2 separate regions of the Homo sapiens genome follow, and region 1 is linked to region 2. The links are chromatin loops, found by intact Hi-C in ENCODE. Cell type or tissue: CD14-positive monocyte. All regions are shown on one strand. Links, peaks and the distances in the headings refer to the core of each region. The heading gives the core; the rest is flanking DNA.

Region 1 (8,332 bases), core at 215-8,214, 52 kb after region 2:
TCTGTGCTATGCAAAAGACAGTGAAATTTAACTTCCTACCGGATATGTTAGCCAATGGAAAACAATGAAAACGATGTGTCTTCTGTAGGTTATTATGAATTGTCCAGGTTTATTTTATTCACCTCTGAAATTTTTACTGAATTTGGTAAAGATCAGCTCTCCCAGGCACTTCTGTGGAACTTCTCTTTACGTTTTCTAAGTTACTCTTTCAAAATGAAATATTCAGAAACTTGGAGACACAAATCTCAAAGACATACTGTATAATTACTTGGTGATGTTCTTACTATACTTGTTCTGTGATTTATCCTAGCTGAACAGGACTCTTTTTAACACTGTATTGGGTACATGTGGAATGGCAAGTAACATATTTCATGACTAAACAAAGAGTTACTGCAGACAATACTACACTGATACCAAAATACACATAGAGATGTGTATGGCTTTCTCACTTCAACAATTCTGATAAGTTTCCATTGAAAAGAAGTCTATTTTCTCTGTCTCCTAAAATTCTCTGTTACTCCTCCCCAGAGCTTCTTCCTTTGAACAGAGCCACAAAGACTGGGATACATGACAATCAAGTCCCTGTATGGACTGACAGCACACATGTGGTTACCAGCTACTACATAGCACCGTGTGTGTGTGTGTGTGTGTGTGTGTGTGTGTGTGTGTGTCTATCTGCAAATATAACGCATTTTTATTGACTCAAGAGGTAAATATATGCAACTTTATCAAACACCTTCTTCACCAAATATTTATTGACCACCTATGTTGTGACAAACTCTGTATTTTTATCTTTCCCCCAAAAAATGCAGATTAAAAAACATTTTTTATTAATTCCCCATAGTAATTGGGAAATATTGGTAGAAAGCACAGAGTATGACCAGTAGTAAAAAGGAAACTACAGTCTGGCCTCAGCCTGGCCACTGACCACTTCTTGTGACTCTGAGAACTTCCCTTTGCCTGTTCGGTCTCAATGGTTTCATTTGTATAATGAAGGAACTAGACCAGGCAATTTCTTTAAAAAATCCCTCCAAGTACAAAATGCCACAGTTCCAAATATGGAAGTATTTTATAATGTTGGTAACTGGCAAAAATAGTACTGCTCCCAGAAGAACGAAATGATATTGATCTCATTTAGGTTATAGGCATTCCTATGTGAGAAGAAGGCAAATATCACACCTCCATCCACCCCCTCAAGAATCTGAGAGCCTAGGCAAAGAGAAATCAGGCATTCACAGAAGTACTGTGAAAAAAAACAAATTTGAATGACCACAAACATTTTGCAAATGTAATACGATATAAAATACAAATAGCAAATCATTGCTCCTTGTCTACAGTTGCCGGGAAATAAGAATTCCCAACTTCCAAACTATTACCTCTGCATGGATCTGCCAAGGTTCCGATTCCCAGTGGCCTTTACAGTGTGGCCAGCTGGAACCTACATCTGACCAACAAGTCTTTCTCTTAATATCCCTGTCAAAAACATCCTCGACAGGAAGTTAACTTTTTAAGAATGTCAATAAATGAAGAAAGTTGGCAGTTTGGGCTGTTGCCAGTATTAGGCTTACAGGCAAAGAAAATAAATGGTGTGAATCTATCAAGATGTGGCAATTTCTCTGATATGTGACATCTGCTTTACTGTTTCTTTTTCTTTCCTTTTTTTTTTTTTTTTTTTTTAATGAGAATGCACTAACTGAAAAGAATCCTTTTTAAACTGACAAAATAGAGGACACATCCTCAGGGCAAATGGTTTCTAAGACAGTGTTTGAATAAAACATATACATAAACCTTTGGCTGGATCACCGAACACTGATACCTTCCACTTCAATATTTTGGCTAGTATTTGGTTGGGCTGAAAGAATTCTTCCACACACACAATAAATTGTTACAGATTCAGAAGTTTAAATAAGCAAATAAGTAAAATGATTAAAGGATTCCATAAACCTACCATCCAGAGAGGAACACATTTAACACCTTGTTTGTCTAGTCCCTAAGATGTACAGATACATTATATATATTTATATGTATATTCATATGTTAAGTCCATCTCATACTCCAGACATACCAAGGTGTGCCAAGAGCTGCAGAGATCATTATGCTGGCACCCCTGTGTGCAAATCTGTGAACTACGGCACCCTGTTTGGGAAGCTCTACTCTACACTTCCATACATTTGAGTTTCTCAGAAACAAGCATCATCGACATGGCAGCAAAGAAGCTTCATTTCTTGGAAAGTTCCCATGTTTCTTGTATCTGTCCCTCACTTCCACAGAGCTGGCATGAGTTCAACTAGCATACGTTTAGCTGGAGTCTGCATAAATGACGGGGAACATAGAATTTCCTCACCGCCCAAGTCCCATTAAAAAAATAAAAGCATTGTAATCGTATCCTTGCTAACCCGGATCTCTTCTTGCTTCCTCAGATACTTGCACCAGGATGGACAGGCCCAAATTTGTGGCCTTATTAACTGTGGTGCCCTAGGAAGGGAATGAAGGAATGTTTTCCCGAACGAGTCTTTCTGATGGCAGAAGTGGGGAAGCAGGTGCTGGAGGCAGGACCCATTCACTTCAGCTCCAGGAACACAGGTGCCATGCACAGCAAAACCAGCTGTGGCTTCTGCCCTCCAGGCGCAAACGTGGAAACTGACACATACATGATTATAATCAACGTGGGAAGTAGACAGTGCTTCTCTAATTGGTTTGTGCTTCCCCAAATTCCTTCAGGGTAGGGACCGCATATTCTATCATTTGCCTTTCCTCAATGGGAAGCACAGTTTGGGGCCCAGAAAAGGTGTTGGGGGGCTCTTGGTTGGTAGACTGACTTGATGCTAAACTGCAAAGGCAGAGGAGATAAATTCCCTTCACAGCCCCAAAGGTCTTTGGTTATGTTAATTACTCCTACCTTCCCCTAACAAATGGCTAGGGTGTCACAGAAAGAGGGCCCAGAGGGCTCTTTAATTGCAGTGGCCCATCTCATCCCATTACTCTCACCACTCAAAGGCGTTTCTAATCCAAAGGCAAAATACAGTGTCTCCAAACTCCAGGGAAAGAACAGAGAGGAACACATGTTGTCAGTGGCAACCAAACTTAGCTTCATCATGAATCACTGTGGCCTCATTCTGACAGGTCCAGTTGCAGCCTAGCCCTAGATCGCACCAAGCAGTGACTCAGCTACAATGAAACTTCAGATGCTATTTTTAAGGGGGGCTCGCAAGGGGAAGGAGGGAGGTGTAGAAATGCTTTATTATTTTTTCCTGAATTTTTATAGCCTCAACTAAATCTAAATCTTTACTTTGAGACCAGAATTCTGGAAAAGTTAACCTGCCCCTGAAGTTATGTAACCCATGGTTTACTTTTTATATCACAGCTTGCCCGTTAAAGTCACAAACCATTTCCATGGCCAAAATCTGTTTGAGTAAAATTGAAAAGGGGAGTTTTCAGAAGAGTCTGGACCCAACGGAAGCAACTGTGGTACAGTGGGAGGAACACTGGCTTGAGAGGCAGACGGTTCTGCAGCTTGTAAGCTGCGTCACGGTGGGACTGAACGGCCAGGACGTGGCCAGGGGATAGTGAGGCTGAGGTGGCTGTCCTGGATAGAGTCTTAGGGCGGGCCACCACAGGCACGGGTGGGTGTGCCTACCCTGCTAGCTCTGCACTTTGGGTCGGTGAGGAAACCCCACCAAAGCCGCTTTAGATTCCACAGACTTCAGTGCTGTCTTCTCTTTACTCTTGCCTTCCCACTGAAGGGGCTTTGCTGTTCCCACGGCTACCGACTGATTCCTGTGTTCATCTACTCATCCTTCTCTGGACTTTTTCCAACTGCTACCTTCTCTTGAGCAATTAGCACAGTGCACATATTTCCAGAATGGAGACATGGTATTTTTGTGGAAAAGTAGGACAATGTCTTCCGCAAATGCACGTTCCTCACGATGATCGGAATTGTGTTTCCTCTCCTGGCAAGGTCCCTGTCTTCTGGGGAACAGTCCCCCTACAGTGATTTTTGGCTTATGTTCTTAGACACAAGCGATGGCTCAGAAGCCTCACCTCCCCGCGTTGATGCGATTTCTCCTGCGGGTGTCCCTGTAACATCTTTGGTAGAGCAAGCCATCCAGCTCAGAAGAGCTCTCATGAGGCAAAATCTAATCTAAAAACTCTTCAGTGGCAACATCTTTAAAGGTTAAACCATCCTCTGTAAACATGTGCTTGGTTCTTGGAGTAAGTCCTTTCCTATTTTTTCCAGAGCTAAGTCTTCCAGGCTGGAAGGCTTAGGAAGAAATAACGCCCAGACTGGCCCGACAGTGTTGAGTGGAAATGGGGCACGAGAAGGGGGAGCCTCACCATCTGCTGATAAATCCATTCATACAACAGTGACCTTGAACACCATAGTTCTTTCTGTAACACCAGGAAGTTCCGGCAGAAACAGAGGAGAGAACTGAGCAGAGCCCCAGCTCAACGCTGAGACTTCCTCTTGCTACACCACATTAATCCTATGCCTGAAGAGCTCATTAGCCAATCACTTTCATGAACAAACCCATCCAGCTCTGGGGACAGGAAGAGCAGAGACAGAGTGGGAGTAACTCTTACGTCATGCTCTGAAAGCTCGGCCATGAAGCCTCATTTTTCTGAGGTACTCATGGACACTGCAACTTCCTCCTCCTCAGCTTCTGGCCAGCAACAGGCCCTAAATTAGTTAAATTTAACTATAATAAACATGCTGCAAATGAATTATATTTAACTCCAACAGCCACCTCAGGGTTTGTCTGGAGATGAAATAATTTTAGCTTATGCTACCATAAGTCCCCCAACTAAGGCAGAAAGTAATTACCTAAGGATTTACTGTAATGAGTTCACTGACACTCATTATTCATTATAGTGTGTGAACATTCCAGTCTTTTATACAGTCAGGCATAGACTGCACACTGCTGAATATATAGTCTTGAGTGAGCACAATAAGGACACTAAAAATAAAAAGCCACCTGATTTCAGTCTTAAGAATTCGTAATAATTATGAAGAGCCCCGGTTGAAACTTTACACCATCAGTAGAACTGAGCCTGCTAAGAAAATGAACAATGTGATAAGCTTTTGGAGCGATGACACTGCATGGCAGCACTTAAAAAGTGTGCTTATTTAAAAAAAAAATGTAACTGGGCTTCAGTGCTGTGCATACTAATGAGAACTCATGTTTTTCTATCCATTAAAGCAGGATCCTACTCAGAAGCATTTGGTTAGAGGAAGAGACTGTTTCTAAAAGTACGTACAAGTAATAACTTGCCCAAAATGCCATTCCTTATAAAATATTATGATATTCTACATTTCATTTGCTCTGAATCATCTTGCCATTAAAAAATTCTCATTTATCTAGTCACCCCTCGTGATCCATTGTGCATCAGTTGTGGGCCAAGTACTATAAGCATAAAGAACAACAGGACATGGTTTCTACTCTCTAGAAGCTAAAAGTTTAGTAGGGGACACAAAAGTTTAGTAAGTAAATGTTTAGTAAGTAAAAATGTTTAGTAAGTAAATGATTTCCTGAATTGTGATATCCACAATGATCAGGGGGTGTACTGCCTGTTGAATATGTATTATCTAGTCAGTATTGATGTAACTTATTTGGGTGGAGAAATCTAAACAGGACTTGATCAAGGACCAAAGCAACTCTAGCCAACTTTGGCCACTGAATGTCCTCTGTATACTTGCGCACTCTGGGCATAAGCGCCTATGCTTGGCTGCATATATCATTAACACACTGCTGTTAACTTCTATGTAAGTGTTTATATCTTGCCTCATTCTACGAGAATTTTAAGGAGGCCTACGAAAGAAAATATACAACAAAATAATGTTTGAATATGAACAGAAATCAAGAATCAACACAAGAAATGGGATGTTATTGACACTTTTCTCATGTCAGACTCCATTCTGCCTACTTCTTCCCCACCCCCGTTCATAGGTCATGAGCTGTGCAAGCAGCTAAAGGGATCTGAAGGTGTGGGGTTAGAGGCAGGCAGAAGGGGTGCTTAAGCCAACTCAGCCTCTTCTCCTTCACCAGCTCCTCCAATAAGCCCAACTCCGGACAAGGCTCTGGGTGCTCTTGCAGGTGAGAAGGTGGTGCCGGCAGCCACTCCGCTTCACTCTCCGAATCTCAGGACCTCTGTTTGCCATCAGGAGGCCAAATGACTAGCAGGGCAGGATTTGGGAGCTCTTGACTTGGGCCTATAATACCACAGAACAGCATCAGAGCCCTCTCCTAATACACTGCAATATGATGAGCGAAAATATTAGCAAGTACAGGACTACTGAGATCAGGGAAAAGAGCAACACAACAGCAAGCCCTGGGGGCTGACGTATACGGTGGCTCTCCCCAGCCACAGTGAAGGAAAAATGGTCACTTACAAAACCCTTAAGGTCAAATTTACCCTTATCTTGAGGCACACTAACCCTTGGTGCTTAATTTTTAAAACATTTCCCACAAAAGGTTTTATAGGCAGCGGGGGGGTGGGGGGAGGTGGGCTGAGTGATAGGAATGGACAACACTCAACAAGCTTACTATGGGACCTGCGGGAGCAACTTTCTCTGTTTCTCAGGATCTGTTGATGGAATCCGAGGGCACAATGTTCAAGTACTGACCACAGAAGGCAATGGCATAGGAGGCCAGGATAACACGTCTGCTCCGTGTCAAGGAATGGCTCCTATTTTCCCATTCCAGGACTACTTTCTTAGGAGAAAGGGAATTAACATCTGTTTGTTTTTTCAGGGACTGCACTAGGTACCTTATATTGATTATTAAAATATAACCTTGAAAGCACTGTGCACTATTATCATCATTACAAGTGGTTAAAGCCCTTGAGGCCTAGAGAAGTTAAGAAACTTGCTCAACGTGGGCTGGGTGTGGTGGCTCATGCCTGTAATCCCAGCACTTTGGGAGGCCAAGGCGGGTCCATCGCCTGAGGTCAGGAGTTCGAGACCAGCCTGGCCAACATGGTGAAACCCCGTCTCTATAAAAATACAAAAAAAATTAGCAGGGCGTGATGGTGGGTGCCTGTAATCTCAGCTCCTCGGGAAGCTGAGGCAGGAAAATCACTTGAACACAGAAGGCGAAGGTTGCAGTGAGTCGAGATCACGTCATTGCACTCCAGCCTGGGCAACAAGAGACAAACTCCATCTCAAAAAAAAAAAAAAAAAAAAAAAACCCAAACACACAAAAAAGAAACTTGCTCAAGGTAACATAGCAATGAAGAGGTAAAACCTGGATTCAAACTTGGATATTCCTTCTAAGCCATCCATTTTTGCCTCAGCTGTTTCTACATAAAGAATAACAAATGTTTCGCCTGAATTAAACAGTAAAAAACATCTAAACCTCAATTCATTTAATTGAATGAAGTTCAGGAATTCACTTTCCCTCTGGTTTCTCTGGCTATTTGACCAGGGGACCAGCCATTTCAGTATCACATGGACACACGCAGATAACCCTAACAGTGTGCTGGGTGTCCAATAGTCATTCCCGAGCTTGAATTGGTATAGTATCATTCACATGAGCTGCTGCTGTCCAACAGTACAAGAGTGACAATAAATTAAATATTTGCTCATGTGGCTGCTTATAAGATACATATAAAACAGAAAATAAACCTCACATTATAAGCAAGTCATCACCATTTATAAGTAAAATTCAACATAGCTGAAGCTACTAAACCCCACATCATCCCTTGAGGGAAGAAAGCCTCTCATCTGTTTTCAAATTTAAAAACCTCTCATCTGTTTTCAGACCTACCATTTATTGTCGGTGTACACAGACTTCTGAAGGAGCTGAGCAGAGGAATGGTAAAGAGAACCTCTCTGACGGTGGGTATTAAAGGAAAGTGGGCTACGAAGTAATAGAGCAGGAGATTGTGGAAAAGCTCAGCAGCTCAGGAAACCCACACATCACACACAAAATCCCACATCGATGTTAGAAAGTGTTTCTCTTGCTCTAAGAGTCGATCACCAGCAGCCAAAATATTGTTTGAGGAAATAGCACCTGTCTTTTTCAACCCACTAAAGTTAAGATGTATTTACCCACTGTAAATGCAGCCAGAAAGAAATGTAAACTAACTGTTGCTAATACCTTTGCATGGCTGGGTCTCCACTTCCCCCTCTGCAAAATAACAGATTTGGACAGATTGTTCTAAGGGCTTATCCAGCTCTGATGTTCTAGAATTCTATGGGTTTGGCTGGATGGCTCCATGTTTGGTACTGATAGTGATTTTCTTAAGGGGTTATCTTTAATGCCAAATGATATTTTACTTTTCCCCCAAATTTTCATTTTGTTTATATTCACTTTGTTATATTCAACAAAGAATA
Region 2 (8,332 bases), core at 48-8,047:
ACCCTTTGAGATGAACAAAGGAGGCAGACACTGTTGATGAAACATTAATGACCAATTTGCAAATGTTCTCGGACCCTGTTAGTTCATCGAGGGGCCATCAAGGCGGCATCCACTCATCTCTCACTTTATTCTTTCAATTATTTAGCATCCATTAAGTGCCCACGGTGGTAAGCGAAGCTCCCAGGGACCTTTCACCCCAACACTTCCCCTCTAACAGCGTCATTCACCTGGTGGCCCTCCCAGCTGCACGGGCAACTCAACCTTTGCCTTGAGGCAGGAAGCTCATTTAGAAATCAGTCTGTTGGTATCCCTCGCATTACATATCCAAGTGCTGGGGACACATGGCAACGAGCAGAATGTATAGAAGCTCGAGGAAGTGTTTTGAGCTGTCAGAGTGCATTGGAAGAAAATGCACCTGAAAATATGATCCCTGTGGCACTCCAATCTGTGAACTCCTCAGACCCACTTTATCTGGACTTAACTCATTAATTGGGGCGTGTATTAAAGATGTATAGGTGCCACAATGGCCCAAGCATGGCCTCAGTAGGAAGACAGGGATACAGTAACAGCTGCAGGGAGGGCTGAACAAGGCTGCAGACTCACAGAGCCAAGTCCTGACCACATGGAGACCGCGGAATGCACTTTCTTCAGTTACCCGAAACCCGCTAGCGTGGCATTTTATTTAAACAGAAAGTCTCTGACCTGGCCTTTCCTACGTTCTGGCCAGTCAGCACCCTGCCTCTGAAAAGTGTAACAAGTATAAGTGACACCACTGCCTCAGAGAAAGTAGCAGGCGCTGTGAGACAGGCACAAACGCAGTGTTCCAGGAGACCAAGGGAGGAGGGAAAGTTCTGTGCAGAGGAACGGGGTCCAACCTCATAGAGGAGGCTGCATTTGAACCATCTGAACCACTGAATAAAACTAGTGATGAGAGGAACAGCCCCTCCCATGCCCACCCCTACAGCAGCAGCCGCCGTTACTGTTGACTGAGCAGCTTCCTGGGTGCCATGCACTGCAGTCACGCTTTTCCTACCAGTAACAGCCCGGTGAGGAAGGTAGGTACTGCAGAGGCATTGCTCCTTTACAGACGGTGGAAGTGAAGCTCAATGAGGCCAAGTATCTGACCCAAGGCCATACCATTTGCAGTTGACAGCGGTCACGAAGGTATTTGAACTGTGCTTGTTTTAACCAAGACCATCAATGGGATAGCCTAAGGATGCTACTTTCAGCCCCTGTCCAGTTACCCGGGAAGCTCACCCTGGAAGGGCCATGATCCTGAGGAAGCACTGTCTGTGAGGAAGGGAAGGGCCCACTGTCTCTGGTGCAGGAGCCATTGGCTGGGAATTTCCATTCCTAGAGATGGCGGTGCCCCTGGGGCTTAAAGAGGGCAGAGGGGTTCGCAGATCAAGAGCAGTTCTTTAAGAACTGACATGCCCCACCCTCTGGAGCCCTCCATCTCTGCTAAAACAATGGCTGCTCTGCAGTTGTGGTCTCCGAGGCATAGAGGGATCCTGGGCACATGCTCCCTCCTTTACTTTTTCTACTTTAAAAATATCGTTAAGACAATTGCAGAAATATTAAAGGAAAACAATTCATGTGCTCCTGCGCTGCCCATCTTAACACGAGTGCCACTGTTTATCTGTGTTTCTTTACGGCCCTGGCTCATGTGCAACCATGTTTTTACATCGTGAGGACCATCATGCATGTGTGGTTTCAGGCTTTATTTCATTTATCATCATTGCCTAAATATTTGCCCATGCTGCAGCAGAGTCTTCATTCTTAGCATCATACTGGCGGGCTCCAGCCATCATCTAGGAGCCCCCTGGCACTGGGCCTGCTGGTGAGGGAGTGAGGCGCTGCAAATTCCTTCCCCAAGTCTACGCGTGGGCAGCATGGCCTCAAACATGCACACGTGTATTGTAACCCCTGATGAGGGCCTTCTGGAGGTGATTAATCCCAAGTGAGGATTAAAAAAAAAAAGATTCTAAAAAGAAAAAAAGAGCCAGGTTTCTACTTATGTGAGTGAACACAGTGCAGGTGCCGTTTTGAGGAAGGTGGCAGCATACCTAGTCTTTTAAAGTCAGGCCTCTACTGTGCCCTACTGTGAATGACACCCACTGACCCAAATTCATCCACCTCCTTCCAATGCCTATTCCAACAATGATGATGACAATGGTGGTGATTATAATACCAGCTTACCCTTATTTATTTATTTAGAGGCAGAGTCTTGCTCTGTTGCCCAGGCTGGAGTGCAGTGGCCCCATCTCGACTCACTGCAACCTCTGCCTCTCTGGTTCAAGCGATTCTCCTGCCTCAGCCTCCCGAGTAGCTGGGATTACAGGTGTGCGCGCCACGCCCAGCTAATTTTTGTATTTTTAGTAGACACGGGGTTTCGCCATGTTGGCCAGGCTGGTCTCGAACTCCTGAGCTCAACTGATCCACCAGCTTTGGCCTCTCAAAGTGCTGGGATTACAGGTGTGAGCCACCATGCCTGGCCCCAGCTAACCTTTTTAAAGCACTTTTCCACAGCTAGGCAAAGCTCCAAAAATGTCACATGCATCAACTCATTTGCTCTTTTAAGTACATACCACTATTATTTCTGTTTTACAGATGTAGAAACTGAGGCACAGGGAGGCCAGGTAACTCTTCCCACTGCCAGTGGCCAGGACTGGAGCCCGGGCAGCCAGGCTGCAGAGGCCATGCTTGGAACCATTTTAAAATAACTGCCTCAAAACTCAGACCTAACTTCCCTCCCTGCTCAAAGGTCTTCTCACCTGATGATCATCAAACGCAGTTCCAACTTCTTACTCTGGCACTTAATGCCTTGCCCAACCTGCCTCCAAAGCTCCTTTCCAATTTTCTCCCCACGGACACCTTTCACCTTCCTCCATACACCCCAGCGCCCATGTTCAAAGTCATCACGCCATCCCCAAAACAGGCTACGAATTTGGCCATCACTAACCCTCTCTTTCAACTAAAGAAAGCTGCTCAGCACTGGGGTGTCTGCTCCGCATCATCCAGAGATTTCATGGAAATCCCACGGCTTTTAAGTCAGGCCATTGCAAAATACCTTCCCTTAGACAGAAGACATAGCTGACTGTTTTCCACGTGTGGTAACACGGTAATAGCGAGAAACTTCATTTCATCTTTAGAATTTTGTGTGATTATTTGTTTAATGGCATCTGCCCCACTACGTTTTAGTCTCCTGGAAGGAAAGGTCTATGTCTGTGTCTTGTCTGCTGCCTGGCATGGTGCAGGACACAGAGTAGACCTAACATATATTCCAAAAAGGGGCAGATGTATTTCATGTTACTGTGGAGACCTGAATTAGGATTCATCTGTGGAAATTATGGGGCAGATTATGGCTCAATGTAAAGAAGAATTCCCTGATTACAAAGAGTGGTCCTGAAGTACGGTGGGCTGCTATGCACAGAGGCTGAGGGGAGGTGAGTGCAGCCAGTGTCGGGGAGGACACAGAAGCCTCAAGATCCTTCCGTGAGGGACAGTCTTAGCCTCGGCTGGCCCCCGTAGAGCACCAGGCTCAGGCTGCAGGATGCGCTGTCTCCTGCCAGGCACAGTCATGAGAGGAGTTCTCCTCCTCCCTTCTCAACTAGTGGTGGTTTCTTTTTGCGTCCTGGGGGCTCTGTTCCTTGGCTGTGGGCCACCCTGGGGACTCAGAGCTGGCTCTGGCCACCTCATGGGCACAGGCAATCCTGAGACTCAGGCCACAGTGGCACTACTATGGTCATGGATATTTCGTGATGACCACAAAGGGAAGGGATGGCTCCAGCAACGGAGTCCCCTGTCATTTCCTGTGTGCAAACATTCTGCTTACTCCTTGTCCCTGCTAGCTCCTCTTCATCCTGGAACCCAGAATCACCCAGCTCCTCTTGAATCCAGCAGGGAGGGCACCGGTGGTTGCCCTCTCAGGTCTCTGATGGCTGACAGCCCTGTGCCAACCCTTCCTTAGGAAAGGCGTCTAAGCTGTGGAAGCTGCCTAATGGCGCAGATTCTAAGCCCCATCAGAGAAGTGAAACCATGCAGTGTGGGGAAAAGGGAACTGAAATTGAAAACCCTTGCCTGGAGCGGCCTCCCGTGTAACCCACTGGGGCGGCCCTTCCTTTCCCGCCGAGCCCACTCTTTCTCTGACAGCCCCTGTGCGGTGGACAGCCCAGCGTGGCCACCGCTCTGCAGGGTGTTTCCTCTGTCTTGGGGGAGTGTGCCTGTTACTAGCTGGGCCCCTCACAACAGAGACCGCCTGCTGTGGCCGCTTCTAAAATTCATTTCAAGGCACAGTTTGGCCCAAAGCCCTGAAGCCTCTTTTCAGGAAGAAAGCAAGGAGCCTCCCAATTTCATTTTGTTTTCTTACTGCTTGTTCAAAGAACAATCATATAAGATAAAAATACCATCCCCAGGCAAAGAGAATTTAATTCAAACATTCTTGAGAACAGATTCAACAACCTTTTCCTCACACGCAAAACAAAAACAAACCTGCTTCATTCTTGGTTTTTCCCAGTTACATAAAGAAAGGAAAAATGGATCGAGAGAGGCAGTGTATACAGGAGAGAGAATCTCCACCTGTGCAGTAAACGTGACTGAGAGGCTTGTGACAGCGGTTCACAGGCATTGTCCTGTTCGATGTTCTCAACAAGCCTATGAGCGGATCCTGCAATTATTCCACATCATAGATGAAGAAGATGAAGACACTGAGGCCTGGAAGGGTCTGCAGCGTGTCCAAGGGTGCACACAAAGCCGAGTTTTGAATCCAGCAGCCTTTTCCCATGACCCATGATACTACACTTGATATTTGCAATAACTAGGGTTGAACAAGCTAGAAATCAAACGGCATGTAAATAAATGAAATATATAGATATGAGCTTTGTTTCTTTTCTACCCTTATTCTCTTTTTATATCAAACCCAGGGGCACGTACTTGGGTCTGTCATGACCCACGGCTCCCGACACACTCGCGAGTGGCCCATTCGTGGCCTGTCACCTTCACTCACTCACCCTTACTTAATAAGATCACAAACACCCACAAAACCCCACTCACCCCCAGAACCGGAACTCGGATGAGGACTTTTGTCCATCTGTGGAGTCTTCCCCAACTCATCCTCCTGCCTGCCCTCTCTCAGGGAATCACTGTTCTGAATCCTTGTTTATTGCTCCCTTGACTTCCTTTGTAGATAGCTCTGAGGTTTTAGTAAGTTGTTTATTTTATAAAATGAATACCATGCTGTATGTAATCTTTTGGGATTTTCTTTTTTACTTATATTTACAACTTCATAACTAGGGTTTAGAGTTTCAAACCCAGTCGTGGCCCCCTAGAGAAGAATGGAGGTGGAAGTGGGGTGAGGGGAGACTTCCTGAGGCTACAAGGTGGACATGACCTTTCACCTTGCTTCACACCCCTCCAAGGACATCCTCGTTGCACTCAGAATAAAATCCAGCTCTCACCTTGGTTCCTCAGGCCCGATCAGTGTAGCCCTTGACAGCCTCACTGACCTTTTCTCTCCCTGCGCTTCCCCCTCCTCACCATGCTCAGCACAGGGGTTCTTCTGCTGCCCCTGGAACATTCCCTGTGAGCTCTTGCCATCAAGCCTGGGCTGGCTATCCCAGTCGACCTGCTCTTAAGTTTCATCTTAAACGTCACTGCCTCCGCAGCCTTTCAGGGCCATCCCACCTGAGATAACCCCTCTGTCACAGCGCACTGCTTTGTTTTGGTTACAGCACCCCTGATGTATTTTGTTTATTATCTATCTTCCCCCTTTACAAGAAAAACGTCTTGTCTATGTCAAACTGTATATCTAGTGAGGAGTTTTAAAAGACTGTTCTGCAGACCTGTGGGGGTCTCCAAAACCCTTTCAGGGATTTGTAAGGTCAAAGCATTTTCATACTATTAAGACTTTATTTGCCCTTTTCGCTGTATTGCCACTTACATCTTTGGTGCAAAAGCAACAGTAGATAAAACTGTGGGTGCCTTAGCTGGGATCAAGGTAGTGGCACCAGCTTATACTGGCAGTCACTGCATTTTTTACCATCTCACACTTACAAGGAAAAAAACAACAATTTGTTTCATCCATTAAAGCTGGAAAAAAAGAGAATATTTAAAACGTCCTTAAAAAGCACTACAAATTATTACCTTTATTAAGTTTCAACCCTTGATATGCCTTTTTTATATTCTGTGTGACTCAGTGGGAAACACACACAGAGAACCCGTGGTACACGCTGAAGCACAAGGTTGTCTCAAGGAAATGTGCATCTGAGATTCAACTGTGAGCTGAACCAGCAACTCTTTTTCATGGAACATTATTTTTACATGGAAGAAGTACTGACAGACCAATGATGGCAGAGATAATAAATGCAATGAGCCTGCCACTTCAAGAACTGACAGTGTTTTTGGCCAATGATAAAATTCAAGCAAATTTGGAAAATTGTCAACGTTGGAAAATGTGTCTCCATATTTCCCAATACTTAAGGCATTCCTGATAGGATTGGTGATGATACTAATGAATGTGATTTTTTGATCTTAGATAATGAAATGTGTCGACGCTTAAAAGAGTTACATAACTCACTGAACCAATATTTCTAATTGAATGATGCACGATTTCACACAATCATGAAAGAGTGAATGATCCATTCAAAATTGCAAGATAGACTAATCGATTTCAATGTAACAAGTGAAAAATTATATCAGTCATTGATATAATTTCAGATTTCACAATGCAACTAACTTTTAAAAAACTACTACTTTTCCGGTTTTGGTAGAGTGTCAAAGAATGAATAGCCACAATTTTCTCAAAAGTCTATTAACACACTTTTCCCTTTTCTAACAAAATATCTGGGGTAACCAAAACAACTTAAGAGCATCAGACTGAATACAGAAGCTGGTATAAGAAGCTAGTTGTCTTCTTAGACCAGACCCGAAAAAGATTTGCAAAAATATAAATCAATGTCATTCTTTTCACAAAAATTTTTATAGTTATTTTTCATAGAATTATATTAGGTTAATATGCAATGGTTTTATTATTGATATGTTTAAATAATAAAATCTTTTAAAATGTTTTACTTAAAACATTTAAACTTTATTTCTTTTTAAAGAGACAGGTTTCACTATGTCACCCAGGCTAGAGTATAGTGGTATGATCACAGCTCACTGCAGCCTCGACCTCCTGGCCTCAAACAATTTTTTCACCTCAGCCTCCTAAGTGGCTGGGACTACAGGCATGTGCTACCTAGCACAGCTAATTAAAAAAAATTTTTTTTTGTAGTGATGGGGGTCTTGCTATGTTACCCAGGCTGGTCTTGAACTCCTATCCTCAAGCAATCCTTCTGCCTCCACCTCCCAAAGTGCTGGGACTATAGAGCATGAGCCACTATGCCCAGGCAAAGCATTTAAACATTTATATACAGTTTTAATTTTTAATATGATCAATATCAGTAGATATAACCCCAAATAAACAAAAACTCTCTGGGGTCCTCAATAATTTTTAAGAATGTAAAGGGGATCTTGAGGCTATTTAAATTTAATAATCTTGAGACTTATGAATGTAAAGGCAATCTAGAAAACTAGTGGTCTGAGAATGCTGCTCTAGAGCCTAGGGCATGCTAGGTACACAATAAATGCTGAATGAATATTGTAAAGACACATTCTCTTTAGTATTTGTCTGCCTTCTGAAGCTTCTCTCTTTCAAAACATCTCCAATTAACATCTGGAAAACTGATCAATTAACATCTGGAAAACTGATCAATTAACATCTGGAAAACTGATGTGTTTGTTTTATTTTCTTGTGAGCCATAATGCTTTAACTAGGGCTCATACACGTTTGAGTAGCGCTACTTAGATGAAGACCCAATGGCAAGAGTCTGTAAGCCCCAGAACTCAGAAGTTACCCTCAGAATCACTATAAATGTCTCCAACTATTTTTTATCCCTTCCTTTTTCTTAAGTGCCTACATCAAGATAAAAATTTAAAACTAGTTCGCAATGTATTTAATGGAATTGCTTTTAACTATTGGTATTGCAGCAGTGTTGTTTTTTTTTTTATGTAGAGCATTGTGAATGCAGGGTGATCTAGCTACACCGCATACTAAACAGGAGACTAACTACCATTTAAACAGCAGTTTTTAATAGGAAAGCACAGGCCAACTTTTACAAGTGACTCTCAAGTGTCCTTCTGGAAGACAATAGACGTGGTGGTTATAACAATTTCTGTGGTATAATAGAGAGTCCACAACAGGTTTGTGTCACACTAAACGGAAGCCACATTGCAAGCTGTCTCAAGTTTAAGCAAACACTATGCTTTACAAGATTATTTTTGAATGGGCTGCAAT

Evidence for each region. A loop is a pair of places that touch in the nucleus more often than their neighbours do. Peaks named below come from ENCODE experiments on the same cell type or tissue, not always from the same donor. Only the 100,000 strongest peaks of a DNase experiment are listed, where the experiment ranks them.
Region 1: a loop joins it to region 2, with 3 times the contacts of the local background. A loop is called at or near these places in 4 of 110 quality-filtered maps.

What each region holds. Positions count from the first base shown.
Region 1 is chr6:5,667,539-5,675,870 of GRCh38, reverse strand. All of the region lies in intron 6 of FARS2 (phenylalanyl-tRNA synthetase 2, mitochondrial), which reads right to left. LOC101927950 (a long non-coding RNA gene) reads left to right here. Exons shown (of 4, transcript NR_110842.1): 3 at 7,758-7,834. Among named protein-coding and RNA genes, the nearest start is that of FARS2-AS1, 210 kb to the right of the region's middle. RefSeq lists an enhancer at 2,133-3,129. In CD14-positive monocyte, for the core only: no CTCF peak of the experiment used is centred there; DNase peaks (open chromatin) are centred at 930, 2,670, 3,110, 4,520 and 1 weaker place; H3K4me3 peaks cover 3,176 bases; H3K27ac peaks cover 4,855 bases.
Region 2 is chr6:5,719,819-5,728,150 of GRCh38, reverse strand. All of the region lies in intron 6 of FARS2 (phenylalanyl-tRNA synthetase 2, mitochondrial), which reads right to left. Among named protein-coding and RNA genes, the nearest start is that of FARS2-AS1, 270 kb to the right of the region's middle. RefSeq lists an enhancer at 3,845-4,164. In CD14-positive monocyte, for the core only: no CTCF peak of the experiment used is centred there; DNase peaks (open chromatin) are centred at 3,770 and 4,050; H3K4me3 peaks cover 1,590 bases; H3K27ac peaks cover 3,257 bases.